Regions from separate parts of the Homo sapiens genome. Here region 1 is linked to region 2. The links are chromatin contacts, found by Hi-C or POLR2A ChIA-PET in ENCODE. All regions are on one chromosome and are shown on one strand. Each heading gives the region's core, a stretch centred on a gene start or an enhancer-like site at or near the end of the contact. The rest is flanking DNA. Distances are from core to core; before and after follow the strand shown. Region 1 has its middle 71 kb from the start of LINC02993. Region 2 has its middle 870 kb from the start of LINC01966.

Region 1 (6,267 bases), core at 1,314-3,813, 1.2 Mb after region 2:
ATTCTAAATATCTCGTAGTCGTTATTCCCCTGCCTATTCCTCACCTTCTTCAAAAGAACAGTCTAAAACTCTTGTGATCAGGAATGTGGTGTCACGATAAGTTTAGGGAAATATGGGGTTAATTGCTATGGAACACATTTTGATTTCACTTTTCTACAAGTGACTACACTCAAAAATACTCATTTTCCAGCATCTGCTTCATAGGAAGATGCTCCTGAAATGTTGTTAGGCAGGGTGGGGGACATGGCTGCCCCCTAAAAAGGAACCACATTGCTGGCATCATGGCCACTGGCATAGGACAGAGGACTACCTGTTACTGTTCCCATTTACAACCAGAACCAGACACAACCAAGGATCACTCAAAGTGTTACAAGTGAAAGCATTTCGTAAATTGTAGTGTAATCTGCAAACATAAGAAGTGATTATTATGTTCTTATTCAATCATGTAGAAATGGATGTTGGTTATAAGTGGGGAGAATTCCTACAGCTTTTTCATTCCTTAAGGCTGGATCACAAATGTACCATCACAACCAAAGCTAGTTTTAAACAATCTAAGCAATTACTGTTGCTGAGAAGAATGACGATTTGACATGTGTAGCGTCAATTTGACCATAATAGTTTCACTTCAGCACTAGGTATTTGACATTCATTAGTGCTGAAAAAAGTAAAGCGCGGTTTTATCACACCTTTTTACATTTGGTAAGTGATAGGTCCCACCCAATTAAAGTTCCATTTTATTTTAAATGATAGATTTTACCAAAAACACCTCACCTAAACCCCATCTCATCTATTTATGTCAAATTCTAACCTCCTCTTAAAAGTACAGAAGCAGATATATCCACTAAAATTGTTCCCTGCCATACTTGGCTTTGCAATACACTTATCTAATAAATTTTATACCCTTCTTTCCTACCCACAGAAAATATTGGCTTTGCTATTTGTTTTCCTCTCCTCCTAATACCATCCATTCTCTGGTTCTATTATTTCTAAGTTCATGTACTTACAGGTCTCCATTATGACAAGAAAATATATTATTCGGTCCTTTAATCCTTCCATCCTTAGTCATGTTTTAAAAATACTTCCTTCTCCTCCTCCCTCTGTCAGTAAAGTGAGAATATAAAAAAGACACACAGTACATACAACATATTTATAATGTAAAAACAATATTTAGCATAATTGGCTTTGTTTTAACTAATGTGCAGAGCATCTCTAAATGCATGTCCTCCTTTATGGGTTGCCGCTTTCACATGATTTTCCTTTGATGTGAGATTTTAAAGGCTAAGGACCCATTCTCCATTAAGCCTTTGGCGCTGGAATTCTCCCATCTAGGAAGCCGCTGTGTTGATGGCCCAATCATTGACTTTAGTATGTTGAGGAACCTTTTTACATACAGCTAATCATGTGCATTTTTAAGTCTTAATTTACAAATGCATCCAGATACATTGACATAAGGCCGATGCACACCATCCTGCCTCCCTGTCTACATCACTAATTTGACAGCATGAAAGTGTTAATGCTAATTTTATTTTGAATTTCCTAATTAAACATTTCTTTTATCCTGGACAGAAAGATTTATCATAGATTATTAGCAAATTACTCATCTTCTACTATTAGAAATAGTTTTAATGAGACCATACCTACTGGGAGGAAATAAGCAACTCATACCCACTCCAAGCACATGCAAATTGTTGCCATGTTTTCCAACTCGCAACTTCTAGAAGTCAAGTCTATACCAAGCCTAAAAAAGAAAAGCCCGCCGAATGCAGTGATCACGACATTCACATTAACAAGCATTCTAAATTCACTGTCTTCCAGGTCAGAGTTAACATAGTAATTTCCACTCAAAGGACACTGGTCATCAAATCCAACATCCTTTTATTTTATTCAAAATAAAAGGACAAAAATGAGATATAAACACAACTTAGAAAGTCTATGAGTTCATTTAAGAAGTGCTATTTAAGCTGTAAAGGATTTCCTGTCATTCTGGTTTTAAATAATTTTATAATATTCTTTTGTTCTTGGGTTACTCTATATCCAAATAATCATGTATGTAAATGACTCAATACAACAGTAGATGCCCTGACAATGTAAACATTATTGTTTATCCAGAAGCATTATATGTTCATGCAAAAAAAAAAAGTGGCATTAAAAGCTTGTGGTCAGATCAAAAAACCACAACTGTAATTGTTTATTTATATAACTTACCATTACTCTGTAGTGTAAGTTTACATTTTTTAAAAATTTCTAAACGCTGAGTTAGTCTTAGAAGAGTGAAAAATGCATGGTTCGCCTAAATGATTAAAGACAAACAACTTAGGTCTATGCATGCAGCAAAATGCTTTAATATGGAAATTATTCATTTTGCCCAGGCTTATAGTTTTCATTTTTATGCTGCCCTTGAAACTCCATGATAACAGGGCCATTCAGTGGAATTTCTGCATTTTTCTCTTCAGTTCAGGGCAGCTGGTTTCTTTCCTCTCGAAGCAGAAAGCTAAAGTATATTTATCACTCTAACAGTGACTCAAAACAAACAGGAAGTCTTCATCAGCCGGCTCCTGGGCATAGCTGATATTAGGTACTGGCAGAAAGGAAACAGAGACCTCATTCTCTGAGAGTCCGACAGAATGTACATGCAGATGCAGGCGATAACAAAGTTAGGGATGCTCCCAATGACCACCATGTTCTCCCAGGATTAAGTGCTCTTTGCAAGGCTCGCCAGCTTTCAGAGTCTGTGAAAATTCCTCAGGAGTTTTCCTTTCCATTGCAGTGTGAAAGAGAAGTTTGAACTGGATACCACGAGCCTTACAATCCTTGTGAACCTATGCGCCAAAGGAAACCTGGGAGGGAGCTATTCTGGGAGATTTGGCTTTGATCTGGTTGCTAGGAAAAAGCCCTGCTTTTGTCTGGAAGTATTCTGAATGGCTCCTTCAGTCAGAATGAGGCCTGCAGGTCACTGTCTGAATTAAGTGAAGAGGATTTTTTTTAACACTAAAAATGAAGTTGTCGCTGTATGCCATAATAAAGCTGGAGAGAGTAGATCGTGCTGCTGAGCAATGGTAACGGCTCTTTGCTACAACCTAAACTCCAAGGTATACTGTGAAAATCACTGAAGCGTGCTTGCAGATCAAATATATGCAAATATTGCTCAGTGGCACATATGTTCCTAGAGACCTTTGCCTTCACCTCCTTTTCAAATGAAACCTGTTTCAGATTCAAAGCCCACTTTGTTTTTATTAATACAAATGTTCACTATCAAACCATTTTTTTATCCTTACTAATAGAGAGGTTATACAACTCACACCTAACTTTTTTCAGCCAAACCAAACTCCAAATGGATTGCACTGCAAACTACTGATACTAATGCAAAAGTATTAGGCAATACACTTTGGGGGGTCCTTTCAATATTTTCTTTTTTATTTGTCAGCTAATCTCTTTGTTTATGGTAATGTATGTACCTTTGTATAAGGACTTTACAGCCATTATCTAATCTTCACAGATCCTGGTGAGGTAGAAAGGGAGCAAATCTTATCTCCGTTCTACAGATGAGGAAACAGAGATGAAGGAAGGTTGAGTAACAAGCTCACATTTTAAGTGGTGCATTCTGTCCAGATGAAAAAAACAAAAAAAAAAGACAGTATGGCACGGGCTTTGTTTTTCCAGGAGTGAGGCTAGATTTTCACCTACCACCCATCTGTTCACCAGTCCCCTTAATGACCGGCATTTCCCAGTGACTGCACACTTTCCACACAATCTGTTGAGAAAACACGCAGCAAACTGACCCACATGAGGATCAAACCCTTGACCTTGGCACCACTGGCATCAGATGCTTGTGAACTGAGCCACAGACTGAAAGCCTAATTGCCCCCAAGTAGAATGGGATCAATTCCTCCCCTTCTCAATCATTCTGGAAAAGAAAAGAAGGGCTAATTGTTATGAATTTATCTAGTCTTGTTCTTCCTCAAGCTTGAAATGTATTTTACATTCCAAGCAAATCCTAAATTGTGAGATATAATATAAAAATAGCAGAGAGCTAAGAAGTAAACTACATAAATGAAAATTTAATTTTAAGAAAAAAAATAAATGAGGGGGAAGTATACAGGAGCTGGCACCTTCAGGACCACAGCATCACCGCTGGTATGAAGTGGTTCTTCACTTGTGTTTGTACCTGCAAATCTAGATGGTAAAGATGAGGAAAAGTTAACAAGGAAAGAGACTGTTTTCCAAATAATATTAAATATCCTCTTTTAAAGACAGTAGACGATTTTATTCCTTGGAAAAAGTTATAGTAAAAATATAATCAAAACCACTGGAGTATTAGGTAGATGCTACCTGTACTGATCAAGTGATAGAGGATTATCTTCCCAAAACAGGCTGTGGAAACAACTATGTGGAAGGTATGAGAACACCTTCCAGAGCTTTCAGGAGCAGGAGGAAGACAGCCTAGCCTATCTTTTGGAATGTAAATTACCCTGCAGACCACCAGGCAAAAAACTCATGAAACCCAAACCAGACATCCCTACTAAAAGATGCTCAAACTAGAAAACAGAAGTGTTTTCAGGATAACATAACTTCTCTCAGTCTACCTGTTAATTTACTCGACTTTCTTTTCAAACTCTGTATACAGTAGTAGATCTGTGAATTGCATATCCATGATCACCACAAAAATTTCCAAAATCTGTCTCAGAAACCCACAAAGCAGATTTAGGTTTTAGTATCAACTTGACAGATTCTGAGCTCTCTCAATCCAGGACTACCAGTGTGTTGAGCCCAACTCTAAATGTGGGCAGGGACCAAATTGCTTTCCCTAAATGGCAACAGGCTAACAGTACCAATTAGCCAGACTGCACAATGGTTCTTCAGAAACTGCTGAAGACCAGCTCTGAAGACCCCTCCTGAGTAGGACCCAAACCTTAAGGCTTCTGTACCCATGCTTATTCACTGCTGCCTGTGCAAATGTTCCAGAAAGCCGGGAGGACTTGGCATTAATTTCTCAGTGTGTCGCCATGGCTAGAGCTAAGCAAGGGCCAAAAATGAATTAGGTAAATATAGGATGCTTCAGGCACAAATGCAGCAGGTGAATTTATTTGCAAATTACTTTTTTTATCTTTCTCACTTAAGATTCTCTTTAGAGACATAGAAGATAGCTTTATCAATTTTAAAGTAAAGAAAAGCAATATTTGGTTTCAATATTTGGTTCATAGCCAACCATACAAAAGTACTTAATAAAAGAATCCTTTTTTAAAAGTTATTATGCATTTATTACAGGATTATTGACTCCAGTGATGAAAATTGTACTGTTAGGGTTGGGTTGACTTAAGACAGTTTTTTTTCCTGGAGATTTCTCTGTCATTTAATTGAGTCACCTTATTCCTTCTGCCTCAATACACAACTGTTCCTGTTATTTTTTGAATTAATTTGGATAAAAGCCTTCTGCAAAAGCCATCTTTCTGGATCCACAACCTCCTCTCTGAGCATTTGTTAACACATTACATTATACTAAAGTGAATCCACCCATTAGAAATTAGACAACCTATCCTGGTTTTAATATTTTTTGAAAGCTTACAAAGTGCTAATCACTAAAGCAGTGATTCCCAGCTCTGGTTTTGTGACAGCCTGGGGTATCTCCAATTACCTTACAGATCACGAAAAACAAAATTCCAAAAAAATTTCAGAAGAAAATTATACTTGTTTTAATTTGAAATATAAATATAAATATCTGCCATGGACATAGGAAGTGTGTCATAGTGCGACTTGGTGGGCTGGATCCTTGTAAGAAAACAAACAACAATAGTCTATTGAAACTCCTCGAAGCTCAAAATCATTATGCTCTCCAAAAAAAAAAAAAAAGAAAGAAAGAAAGAAATTCTATTTTATTTTTAGGAACTGAAACTCTAACATACACCTTATGACAGGCACAAAAAGGAACTAGGACAAAACCCATTCCAGGACATTTCCTGGAGGAGAATACAAATAAGGTGTGTCACATATTTTCATGAATAAAATAAACACGATAATATCTAATAACACCATTACACTATTCAGTGTGCCTAAATTACAGTTGTACTGAGAAATGAGAAAATCTCTGGAATAGGACCAGGATTGCTTTTTAATTGTCCATTAGAAAAAGCAAAAAATAAAATCGCCTGCAATGATTTCCTTTCGAGATCATTCACCTTATTTTTGAAATACAAAATCAAAAACATATTGATACGCATGGTGAGGCTGGGTAATAAACCCGAAGCAAACTGTCTCCTTTCCTCAGTTCAG
Region 2 (6,363 bases), core at 2,610-5,109:
TAAGCCTGTTCCTCTGTAAGAGCTTTGCCTTTAGCTCAAGATAGTAGGTCTGAAGACACTGGAGCCTGAAGTCTCTCCTTGCAGACTCAGAAATTTTTCTATTTTGGTTTGTTTTTATTTTTATTGTCTTTATGGTTTTTTTGGCTACAAACTGTGTAATTTTGTTTGCCCAGGGAAGGGATTTGGGTTTCATACAAGAATCAAAGCTTAAAAATTCTGCTAAACTCTGGCAGATATTTTCATGACTCTCAAAATTCAAGACTGAAAAAAAATCTTTTTCTCTTGTTATTTTTCCTATTTTTACTTTTTTTAAACCAATTTTAGATGGTGATAACACAATTTTTTAAATTCATGGAATTGTGAATCGTTAATGCAGTCAATGGTACAAAATAAAAGTAATATAACATTTGCACATTACAACATATTTTTTTTCTACCTATGGCCCCTCTTTTCCCCATTTGTAATCACGTTTATGAGTTTTGGTGTAGTTTTTTGTACCTTCGTAGTGTTAACAAAAGTATTATGTAAAACTATTCCATCATAAAGTTTAAAACTTTTAGTTCTCATGTCCCTCACTACAGTTTTTCATATGAAGTCAGTCATAGTGGCAGGTATTTCACATTATTTTTTTCTCATTTGAAATCTTGCAAAGTGTGTCTCATCTATTCTTCAACATATTAAAGGGCTAGTTTGGGTGCCAGTAGTCTCTGCAACTTCAGCTAGGTCCAAAGTCCAGCTACAATGACCAAAGCTGACATTCCTGATAGAGCCAGGCATTTATGGAGCAGTCAACTCCTGTCAAGGTCTCAGGGCTGTGGGAGTTAAAGAAATAAAACCCCTGAAATGGGCAAGAACTCATTTACTGTGTCCAGAAGCCATCATATAGAAGAAGAATACCACCTGGAATTTCAGCAGGCAGATGAAGACATGAGTGGGTGTTCATGACATGTGGGTTTGATTCAGATTCAACCTAGGAAAGACGGTAGTGAACAATGCTGATGAACTTTCAACATCTTTGCAATTACGGGGTGATTCTTCTTCTGTACTCAATTCCAAGCTCTGCAGAGGCAATTTTGTTTACCGCTGTAGCCCCATTTCCTGACTGGTGTGAGACAATAAACAAACATGGAATAGAAAGCCTAGAAGAGGAGAGAGTGCTTCTTCAAAACATGTTCAAGCAATACTCAGATCTCCATGCTAGGAGAAATTTGTGAAGAGGCTGATCTGTAAGCCTCCATCCAACACTAGGATTCTAGGATTCTCTGAATAACAAAATCAATTACTAGTTGGATTCATCTAAGAAAAGGCAGAAAATGGATGGCACACAAAGAACCACTGGCCCAGGCCCTGCAGGTGATGCTGGAAGTGGGGGTGGTGCCATGGGCTGAGTCCACTGCTGTCAGAGTGAGGAGCAGAGCCTGATGGCTTAGCGGAAGGGTAGATCATTGGCATCAAGTCATTCCATTAGCCATAGTGCTTTTCCATATTTCCAGCAAAAATGTAGACGACTGTGCTTCCTAAACAAAACAAGAGAATGCAAAGGTAAAAAGCAGACAAATAGTCTTGGAAATGAAATGAAAACAAAAACCAAGTAAACAAAAATCCAGGAAATCTAAGAGGAATAAATGTAGAGCTGGAAGTAGTAAATCAGAAACAAATGGAAACATAGTGCTGTGTTTTCCATTACCCACTTTAACCGAACTCTATAGTTAAAACTTTTCATCCAGTATCTTAGCAATGTGGTAAGAACCTGTAATTGGTTTATTACTGAAAATCAATGCTGTTAAAAACCCCCTTGTCTGAAAAGGAAATCTAAATATAAGACTGATACAAATGGGTCTTTATATAATTGTATTTCTTAATTGATGATACATAATGTAATTCTTTATTGGGAAGGGGCTTCACCTGCCTCTAGGGAAGGGGTGTTGGTTGGAGAGACAGAGTGAAGCATGTGTAGGTTGCAGCCCCGGGCCCAGGGACTGACAGGTAGCTGTGTGAAAGGCCTCAGATCCTTTCCGGAGGCACCTAGTCCCCACTCCAGCTCCTCCCCCTCTTTAACCACAGCTCCAGAGCAAGTTTGTCTCTGCACATAGAGACTGGCCTCCGGCTGTAGCAGGTTGCAGGAACTGCCAATGTAGTGCATTGTTCTTGAGTTTCCACAGTCCTTCCTTCTCTATCTCCATCCTTTTACAGCAAGCATTTCTCCTCTTGTAAACAAACAAACAAACAAAAAGAAAGCAGTAATTATTTTTTCAAACACTTTCCTAATATAAGTTCTGGAAACATCTGCCTTCTTTCTACACTTTGTAAGCACAGGTTTGGGGTCCAGCAAGCGGTATTTTAAAAGGGCCATGATTATCTGGTACTAGAAACAGCAGCAGCAGCTCCTAATTCAGATCTTTTAAATCGGTCTTCTCAGAATACATACATTTGGAGTATTTGAAAACTTGGTCCTCTGAGGCCTGTTCCTTCTTCTCCCTGGATCTTACCTTTAAATGGCTGAAGATATAATGCCTCAGAGACTTAAGGTGAGTGGAGATAGATTTGCTAGGTCCCAGAGTAATCAGAAAGGCAAAATAGCTTTGTAACTCTGTCTCTCTCTGCATTATTCCCTGAAGAGCAGCTGCAGCAGAGTGTGGACCCCGTGTTTGCACATGGCAGAAACTGGGCTGCCTCACATTTAAGGCCTAAGTTAGCCAACTTGTCAATGAATGCCATTAGTGCAGACGGGCCACAGGCACTCAGGGATGGAGTGGCAGGCAAGCTCAGATCAGCTAAGGAAGAGCAGGCATCGGGTGGTAACAACTTTCAGTCATTACTGACCTGGGCTCTATTCAAACCAGTGACCTAGAAATGAAGGGCTCCAAATCCCATTACTAATTCCCCGAGCCATCAAGTCTCCCCTATGGCCTGGATCTTGTCCTGAAACCCAGGTCTCCTGTTGAAATAGCATTAAGACAGCAGCCACTGCGTTGGCAGGCAAGGTTTTTAAAATAAAGGGAGGGGAGGGAATGTGCACGTAGAGAGTTGGCTTTAATTATTACTTTAAAGTTTTTCAGCTCCTTTCAACCTAAAAACCTGAACCTTCTTTAAAGTCACATGCTTGCCAGCCAGCACAAAAATGGTGTTCAAACAAGCACAGCTTTTTTATTTTGTTTGAATGGTGAAAATACACAAGCCCCCTCCCAAATCAAGGAATAATGAGAGGAAACCAAATGAGAGGAAGTTGTTGGAAAGCAAAGAAAGAGATTAAATGAGTATTGCGAGGACAAGAATATTTACTGCCAAAATAAGAAAAGGAGCTAAATGAAAGCACCCTTAAGCCGCGTTCTTCCTCACTTCTTATCTCTCTGTCACTCTCTGAATCCCTCTCATCAAAGAGGGACAATTATTTTTAAGTAAAAATGTGGGATTTTTGTCAGTGAGGTGAAGCCCATGCAAAGTGAGCTGGATTAAAAACTGCATGTAAAGTTCTGTCTCGTGTTTTAAGCCAAAAGCTCCAACTTTACAAACTGTCCTGTAGATGGGGCTGTACTCTGCAATTCTAAGATCACTGCCTCAACAATGAAGCAATTGTTTCCTGTCTCCACTTAGCAATTCCTCCCTCTCTTTCAGTTCTTTCTGCTTGCATGTTCTATTTATTTTAATGTATACCTTTGTGTAGAGCCTGTCTCTGAGTGGTTAGATACCCCGTTGATATGTGGCCTTCAAGGGGGAAAAGGGAGTGCAGCCTATTCCCATGACATCCTAAGGCTTTGTAGAGCCAAAAAAACCTTCTCAGGAACACCTAATCCTTGGGCTCTGTCCAAGTACCACAATCTCTCTGTACAACTGACATGGGCCACTTGGGACACTTGAGAGTTTTAGGTGTGTCTCTCTGAAGTCAGCCCCGGCCAAGCATGAGGCAAATGTGCCCGACCAAAGAAAATAAATTATGTGGACTCCAATTTTCAGCAGTTATGAAGTATTGAATTACACATGCAAAGAATTCACTTTGGGATTAACCCTTTGGAACCGAAACACAATCTTGTCACAATGCCTGAGAAGGGAGCATGCTCTGAGTGAGGCCTGACTTTCCAAAGACACAGAGGTTGCTGACCAGGAGACAGAGATGCTCAATGCAATAAGAATGGAGATAAATGCAAATGTCTTATGTGGGCATGGAAGAGGGTATATGTCGGGGTTCTGCCCTGTCTCTGGATAGGCTGTTGCTGGCATTGTAAAGTTTAAGGATTCACTGCAAAGGCCACTTCAGCACTTAACGGGAATGCATCTTAGCATAATTCACACAGTCCCTGTGGCTGCTTCTTCATTCAGATTTAGAGAAGTGGTTGAAAGCCACTGGAACTTGACTGAAATCACAACTACAGAACCCCTGAAACGGCATTCATCCTCCATGACTCATTGAGCGATAGAAAAGGACATCCTGTCCTACCCCTTTAAGAATTCCTAGTTCCCCATAACCGTCTGAAGCACTAAGCTGTGAGTACACGACATAGCTGAAATTTAACACATAAACCCTGGAGTAGAAAAACAAAACAAGGCCATTTGTTTTCCCCTATAAAGCTATTTATTTACCAAATGACCATAGAAAGCAAACCTCCAACAATAACAGGAAACAATCAATCTTGAAAAACTTAGGGAAAAATTTTTTTGGAGCAAAGTTAACTTTTTAATAAAGTAGGTGTCTTGGGTATGCAAAGCAGGATGTCAGGAAACAGGCAACCTTGCCCCTCTTCCCCTCAGGTTATTATCAGAAAATGTGTGATCTACAGGAGGGACACTGTTTTGGGACTGATAAGCTGTGTCTACATAAAGATCCCTCACTTATTTCACATGTGCCCTGGAGGAAATAGAACTGTACAACGATATCCCTGGGAGACACTGTGGACCTCATCCACTGCCCTCATATTATCCAATGAAGAAACTGAGTTGCTCAAAGTTGCAACAGATACAGCTAAAAGCAGTAGGACATTTTATGTAACTTATTTCTAAAACAACAAATCTCTAATCAGAGAAATATCTCTATGTCTCAGTTGCTCTTGCCTGTTCAGAGGGATGATAACTATCTTTTCAAGTACTTGCTATTTTGAGTTATATGGAATATTTTGAGACACATGTAGAGATCTGCTAAAATGATTTGAGTGATAATAACTGGGTGTATGTGTGTTAATATGTGAGAAAAAAGAGAAAGAAATGAATGAGAGGGAGAGATAAAGACAGGGAAATAGATGAAGTTTCTGACATCATATGATTGTTGGGTGGAGTAACTAATAAAAGTAATTGCTAAGCACGGTGAAATTAGACTGCTGTGTAAAGCTAAACCAGGATGAACCAAAATTTGCAAATATCATGAGACTTTTATTTTCAACAGGTGGCATTTTAGAATGCAAACTAGTAGCATGCAAGTGAGAGCGCGCTGTAAAGGGGAAGAGATGTGGGGATTTACACACTTAGGAAATCGGGGTGACTAGAAAACAATGTTTTATGTTTGCAGTCTTACAGATCCACTTATTGAGAGGAATGGCTGATTAGAAATATGCTTAGAAAATGCTTCTCTTATTTTTACTGGCAGAGGGTTAACGTAGGTTTCTACTTACAAGGTAAGAAAATCTGCTGTGAAAGGAAAAAGCCAACTGACACTGCTTGTGGACAAATGTGTGTGAGCCAAAAACTGAAATGAGGCAGGCAATAAAACCATATCAAAGCCCACCCGTTGCCCCTATCACAATATTCTTACCAAATTGTCTTGCCTTTATCAGGCCCACCCTCACTTATTTACTGAGATAAGAAAGAACTTTTTTGCTGGCAAGCACCCCAAGTTTGATTTATCATTCACAATAGGAAGACTCTGCCAAGTAAGCCTTCATAATTCCCAGCCCTTAAAATTATTATCATCATTGGGTTTAAAAATAAGGCCAGAGGTGGTGGATGTGTACGCAGTATGACTGGAAAGAAGCTGGTTTGTTGAGGCTGGTTCTCTCTGCCAAAAAAGTATCATAAAAGAGGTGCCTAGTTCATGTCAGACCTAAGGAAATATTTTCCCCAAGCTGTTTGCAGATAGCACGGGGTTTGTGTAGTGTGACAGTTGTCCTAAGAATATATTAATTCTCCTAAACAGGAGGCGCAGACTCAAGCATCCTCTCTGAATATAATGGTGATCTTATTTGCCTGACCAAGGAATAAAAATGTTCAACCACAAGACATTTCCAAAAAGGTTACTGTAATTTTGTGGCAATGTGAATTATTCTCTACCTGTCAGATAACTGATCAACAGCTACCTTTGAATATTAACAGGGTATGAGGAACTCAGGAATTTTCCCACAGTGAAGACTTAAATATAATCCCAACCCCACTTCTCCC

What was found. Hi-C counts contacts between places; a loop is a spot of excess contacts on that map. ChIA-PET counts read pairs that join two places held with the same protein, here RNA polymerase II (POLR2A). Pooled maps may share reads with other maps.
Region 1: a loop to region 2 is called in a map of endothelial cell of umbilical vein, with 4 times the contacts of the local background. The contact joins two enhancer-like sites. A Hi-C loop is called at or near these places in 2 of 168 maps with a recorded cell type or tissue (K562 and endothelial cell of umbilical vein) and 7 of 50 pooled maps. POLR2A ChIA-PET finds 5 or more read pairs at or near these places in 2 of 52 experiments (OCI-LY7 and activated B cell).

What each region holds. Positions count from the first base shown.
Region 1 is chr2:144,592,712-144,598,978 of GRCh38, reverse strand. No RefSeq gene overlaps it. Among named protein-coding and RNA genes, the nearest start is that of LINC02993, 71 kb to the right of the region's middle. Within about 2 kb of position 2,563, at least 7 of the 41 ENCODE cell types and tissues checked have a DNase peak (open chromatin) inside an H3K27ac peak, as active enhancers do; they include endothelial cell of umbilical vein, where a contact is called at or near this core.
Region 2 is chr2:145,749,832-145,756,194 of GRCh38, reverse strand. No RefSeq gene overlaps it. Among named protein-coding and RNA genes, the nearest start is that of LINC01966, 870 kb to the right of the region's middle. RefSeq lists an enhancer at 4,111-4,160. Within about 2 kb of position 3,859, at least 12 of the 41 ENCODE cell types and tissues checked have a DNase peak (open chromatin) inside an H3K27ac peak, as active enhancers do; they include endothelial cell of umbilical vein, where a contact is called at or near this core.